Linked DNA regions of Homo sapiens: region 2 is linked to region 1. Evidence: chromatin loops called from intact Hi-C (ENCODE). Cell type or tissue: Caco-2. All regions are shown on one strand. Each heading gives the region's core, and the rest is flanking DNA. Links, peaks and the distances in the headings are about the cores only. Region 1 overlaps PDGFA (platelet derived growth factor subunit A). Region 2 has its middle 82 kb from the start of FOXL3-OT1.

Region 1 (2,890 bases), core at 179-2,678:
TGGGCTCGGAGAGGCCTGACCTCGGAAACCAGGGCCAGGGATCCTGGGCCATCACCGAGGCTACACAAGATGATCCAGGAGGAGCACAGGCCAGCAGGCCGTGGCTATCAGGCACAGGCAGCTCAAAAGCGAACCAGACCTCAGCTGGGTTCCCCTCTTCGGACTGGACTTTGCCTGTCTGCGAGCCACGCCTGCCCTCAATTCTCCAGGCACAAAACCACAACATGGGGGTCCTGCCTCCACAGCCCCTTCCCCGGGGAGCTGCAGGCAGACAATGGCCCAGTCCAGGCCAGAGAGGGGAGCTTCAGGCATTCAACAAGAGAGGCAAGAAATCACACACACACACACACACACACACACACACACACACACACATAATGCACATATAGGCCCTGTCACGGGAACACAACTCCACCCCACACACACACCTGTATAATGCACACACATACCCTGTCATGGGGAGGCAACTCCACCCCCCACCAGTCATGCATGTGTAATGTACACAGGGGCCCCATCGTGGGAATCTTACTACACACACAGAGTGCAAGCACGCACACGCCTGGCATCAACAGACCCCTAATACACAGCCAGGGACTGCATGAGTAGAGTATTGGCTCTCCCAGCCCAAACCCCAGCACTCATTTCATCCTCCCAACCATGCTACAAGGAGGCAAGACTGGCACCTCCATTTACAGAACAAACTGAGGCGCAGGCAAGCTCTAACTAAGCCTGTCCCTAATTGCTAGGCTGTCCCACCTGCCCCCTGGAGCACACACCAGGGAATAGCCACCACCTTCCTGCCCTCCCAGGCCCTGGGGAGCTGAGCACCCAGCAGGCGCTCCATCTGTGCCCACGGAACCAGCCCTGCCGCATGCAGGGTCTAAATGCAAGAACAGCCACTATGGATCACCCACTTCACCCCTCACGGTTCATGGGGAAACTGAGGCTAGAAAGGAAACGGAGGCCGGGTCACCCCCTGAGCACAGGGGCGTGGGGGAATGCACGCTGCTGGGTGAATGAGGAGACCTCAGCCCAAGGCCAGATGCCCCCAGCCCAGTGGCCCTGCCTCCCAGGCAGTCAGGAGGGTGAAGGAGGGAGGAGGGGAATGTTTCCCAACCTTCTTGGGGGGAAGGGGGGACTCCAGACTCTGGAGACTGGGCATCAGCAGGGCCCCCAGGGAGAAGGTCAGCTCTGCACCCTGGGACCAGGCAGGCTCCGAAGGTAAGCCGGTCCCTAAGGCGCTGGGGACCAGGCTTGTCCGAGGCTGAGTTAATGGTTAACCCACAGTGCAAAGGGTGCCTGCAGGCGTGTGAAGTGGTCTGGGCTGCCTGGGGCGTGAGCAGACAGCCAAGTATGAGCTCAACAGTTGCAGGGCGTGGGGCGCCTGGGGTCAGGAGCCAGCTCAGAAACAGGACCTGGCCTGGGAGGTTTCGCTACGTCACAAAGCGTGAGAGAAAGCGGCCAGGACACTGCCGCTTCCTACATGGGGCTCCGTTCCACTCGGGAGGCCTCAGATCAGCCTCCACACTCCCGCGGCAATCTGCCCCTTTCCCCAGGACAGAATCCTCCAGAGAGAGGCCTCCGCAGGCCGTGCACACACTTCCACCTCCCATCTGTAAAACGGAGACCAATCACACCCACCCAGGAGTTGAGGAATAAATGAGGCTGCACATGCAGAAGGCCCCAGAAACGAGGACAAAGCCAGCCTTCAAGAGTGGGCTGCCACTGGCGTGGATTCTAATCCAGAGCCCCAAAACCAACCCACCCCCTGGTCCCCAAGCTCAGCACAGTACCACCACCCACCCACCACAGGCAGAGAGTGGGTCTAGAGCCACCCTCCTGTTGAGGGCCTGGGGTCGGAGAGGCCCGGCCCGAGGATGAACTGCAGCAAAGCCCCAAGAGGAGCAGCAGGGCCACCTGGGACCTCAGCCACCCCCAGCCCTGCAAGCATGTCCTCAGCCCTCCCTGAGTCAAGAACTGCCCAGGTAGTAAGTAACTAGGGATCCCAGTGCGCAAAACCAGGCCCAGCCCCCTCCTGCCTCAGCAGGGACCGAGTTCCTTCCTCCCCTCCCCTGGAGGCCCTGGACACAGGTCCCAGCAGGAGGAACAGCACCAGCCTCACACCCTGCCATCTCCCAGGCTCGAAGCACCCATACTCTGCTGCTCCCACCCACCCCCAGCCTCTGCAGGGGTGGCCAAGTGAGGCATGGGGCAGGTGGGCTCTGAAATCTGGGTTCGTGGGGATGGGCTCGGGCAGGGCGCCCTGTTCTGCTCCCGGCCCTGACCCTCCGGATGGCACAGCCTCTTTGGTCAACAAGCAGCCTCACCTAGTTCCCTCGGCAGGGCAGATACCAGGGCCTGGCTCGGCAGAGACCGCAGGCCCGTCTGGCCAGACACCAGACGCCCAGGCGAGGGGCAGGCTCGCTCTCAACCACTCGAGATGGCCGGCCACCGCGGGCGCGTGGGCTCCCAGGACACAACAGAAATGCCACCCCTCTGGGCACCGTGCGAAAGGCACATGGCACGGCCGCTCGTCTGGGAACCCACTGCCTCCTCAGACAAGCCCGTTTTTATCAAACAAAAACAAACAGCGATGATTGCACCTGTTTCTGAGTATGCCAGGATTCCGGGCCGTTCCGCCACCTCTGTCTGGCCAGGAAATAGCTACATTTTTCTCCCAAGAACACAAAATGAATATTGGATTCTCACAAAAACCTCCTCCATAAAAGAAGGCCAAGTCCAAAGAACAGACTACAATGTCCTCAGGACCCCCACGGGGGGTACCCCGGCCCCCAGGCCCCAAGCCGAAGCCCAAGTGATGGGGGGGGTCCCCATGTCCCTCCCCTTTTTCCGTCCCAGAGATGTGGGCTGCACCTTATCACACCAGACA
Region 2 (2,890 bases), core at 259-2,758, 130 kb before region 1:
TGAGTTGCCACACCCTCCCTTCCAGGTATCTGGAGGACAAAGCACCAAGGCCAACAGCTCAGTCGAAACCGCAAGTCCATTATTCTCTGGGTGGCTCAGTCAGATGAGCCTCAGTTTCCTCCCTTGTGAAATGGGCACATGGACCTCACAGAGTCACTGTGTGAAATCACGGAGCTGTACATCACGACTCTGGTGTCTGGGGAGGGTGTCCCTCTGCATGTACCCAAGAGCCTCCATTCTGAGCCCTGTTACCAGGAGGATGCAGAGGTGGGGCCGTGGTGGGCGACCCTCACTCTCCTCCTTCCTGGTGGGGGGCGACCCTCACTCTCCTCCTTCCTGGTGGGGGGTGACCCCCACTCTCCTCCTCCCTGGTGAGTGGCTACCCCTCTCTCCCTCTTCCTGGTAGGGGGAGATCCTCCCTCTCCTCCTCCCTGGAAGACCCAGGTCAAGCCTCACGGACCCAAATGCCTTTGAGACCATGAAGGAACAGCCCCGCCAGCCAGGCAAGAGGGAAAAGCAGCAACTGAGCCGAATCCACTTCTGGCTTTGGGAGCCGGGGGTGCCTTCAGCAACAGCCTCCTGCTGCCATATGAGCTCGGATCCAATGCAGGCTACAGGCAGCTACGATGGACCAGGCCTTCCCACCTCACGGGCGGCCCTTCACTGCCTCTCCACGGACTGCCCTTGAGGCAGGATCAATCCACCCTGTGCAGAAGAGACGCTGGGCCCGCCCGGCCACACGTCCACCCCACACATCCACCCCATGTACGCTGGGCCCGCCCGGCCACAAGCAGCAGACATCGGGCCTGGACGGGACCCCAGCGAAGCGACTCTGCTCCCTGCGTTCCCCTGCGTGCTGCTCGGGTGGCCGGAACGCCGGGCTCTGGAGAAAGTGTGAGCCGCACTCAGGACAGCCATCCTCACGGGCCTGTGGGTCAGTGGGCTCAGAAATGACCCAACGGAGGCCGCGTGCAGTGGCTCACACCTGTAATCCCGGCGTTTTGGGAGGCCGAGGCGGGAGGATGGCTCGAGCCCAGGACTTCGTGACCAGCCTGGTCAACATGTCGAGCCCCTGTCTCTATAAAAAATTTAAAAATTAGCCGGGTGCGGTGGCGTACACATGTAGTTCCAACTGCTTGGGAGGCTGAGGCAGGAGGATCGCTTGAGCCCAGGAGTTTGCGACTGCAGTGAGCTGTGATCGCACCACTGTACTCCAGCCTGGACGACAGAGTGAGACCCTAACACTCTCCCACTCCCCACCCCCAACGCCAAAAAAGGAAAGAAACGCTCCGAGGGCAACCACGACCGAGCTTGTAGTCCAAGTCCAAGCAGCCCTGTCCACACTCACACCAGCCCTCGACCCCCTGGGCATCAGGACCGCAGCCAGTGCCTCTCACCCAGACTCTGTGCTCCACCCTTGGAGAGTGGGGCAGGGCTGGGCAGAGACCCCCTTCTCTTCCCCACTGTGAGGCCTCCAGCAAGCCCTATTCCCTCCCCGAGATGGCCCCTCCTCTGCAGGAAAACTTCTCCACGTGTGGCCCTAACACGTCGTCTTTAACCGCCGGTCAGCCCCAGAAGGTGCCGGACACCACCTGGGCACCACCAGCCCACAGACAGACATCTGCGTCTCTCTTCTCCCCGGGGCACAGAGGCCAAACCTGCCCCAGCTTCCTCCTCACCCAGCCGCCAAGCTGGGGCTTAGGGGCAAGGATTCCAGAAGCGCTCGCAGAGCCAGAAACCATTCTTCAAGTCAACAAATCACCCCGGCCCCCACCTCCACCGCCGTTTTTAATGGTTAACCAGCACAATAAACACAGCGATAATAGGTTTCTGATCCCTTATCGCCGTCACACCGAGGAGGCTGCCGAGGCTGCAAGTGCCCCCTCCGGGCCGGACCGCAGGCTGGACGCCCCTTTCATCTGCAGCCAAGCAGCTCAAAGGGGAGAGTGTTTCCAAACCAAGCCCTTTCCAGTGCAAATTTTGCAGCAAAAATAGAAAAGGAAATTCTTAATCTGCTGTTTCATGTGTGACGAGCGGTTCTGTGGTGGGACAGCGGCCCCGAGAATGCCCTGTCGCTTTATCTGAGGCCTTCCCCACACAAGTAAGGCTGCATAGCCCAGGCCTTTTGTGCTCTGCGACCAGTGGGCCAGGGCTTTGTTGTGGGCACCCGAGACTGGGCCGGGCTGCCCCATTCCATCGGCCTTTGATCTGAGTTTGGCACCGTAAATGTGGCCGACCGCCTATCCGGGCCTCGGATGCCTGGAGCCTGGTTCCCCACCATGCAGCTTCATCAGGCTTTGAAACAACCGTGCAGGGAGCTAAGCCTGGACGCAGAGGCCGCACCTGCAGCTGACAGCGAGGGAAAGTGGAGGAGGGTTTAAAGCAAAGTCCAGACTCGGAGAAGTCCCGCAGGGGGACCTTGGGCGGTGGAACCTGCTCCGTGCACCCTTCCCCCTTTTATCTCTTAGGAGGGCCTGGGACTTGTGAACACACTTTACCAAAAAACCATAAAGGAAGAAAAGAAGGGGGGGGGAGGGAGAGAGAGAAAAGAAAGAAGAGAAGAGAGGAGAAGGGAAGGGAAGGAGGGTGGGCAGGAGGGAGAGGGAGGGAGGGAAAGGGAAGGAGGGAGGGAGGGAGTGAAAAAAGAAGAAAAAGAAAAGAAGGAAGGAGAGAAAGGGAGAGAGACACAGAGGGAAAGAAGGAAGGGAGGGAGGAAGGAAGGAAAGAAGAAAAAAGAAAGAAGGAGAAAGAGACAGAGGGAAGGAAGGGAGGGAGGAAGGAGGGAGGGAGGGAGGGAAGGAAAGAGTTCAGAAAAATAGTTCCGAGCGACACTCTCTGAAGTTTTAAGAACCTGGCCTCTGTTATGTGATGGTGCCAAGGGCATGAATTG

The links. Hi-C counts contacts between places; a loop is a spot of excess contacts. Peaks named below come from ENCODE experiments on the same cell type or tissue, not always from the same donor. Only the 100,000 strongest peaks of a DNase experiment are listed, where the experiment ranks them.
Region 2: it touches region 1 in a loop (8-fold over the local background); 5 of 110 quality-filtered maps call a loop at or near these places.

What each region holds. Positions count from the first base shown.
Region 1 is chr7:502,436-505,325 of GRCh38, forward strand. The region is part of intron 4 of PDGFA (platelet derived growth factor subunit A); the gene reads right to left. Among named protein-coding and RNA genes, the nearest start is that of PDGFA, 16 kb to the right of the region's middle. RefSeq lists an enhancer at 1,263-2,040. In Caco-2, for the core only: no CTCF peak of the experiment used is centred there; DNase peaks (open chromatin) are centred at 1,356 and 2,026.
Region 2 is chr7:371,364-374,253 of GRCh38, forward strand. No RefSeq gene overlaps it. Among named protein-coding and RNA genes, the nearest start is that of FOXL3-OT1, 82 kb to the left of the region's middle. RefSeq lists a silencer at 611-811. In Caco-2, for the core only: no CTCF peak of the experiment used is centred there; DNase peaks (open chromatin) are centred at 588, 1,788 and 2,368; H3K4me3 peaks cover 781 bases.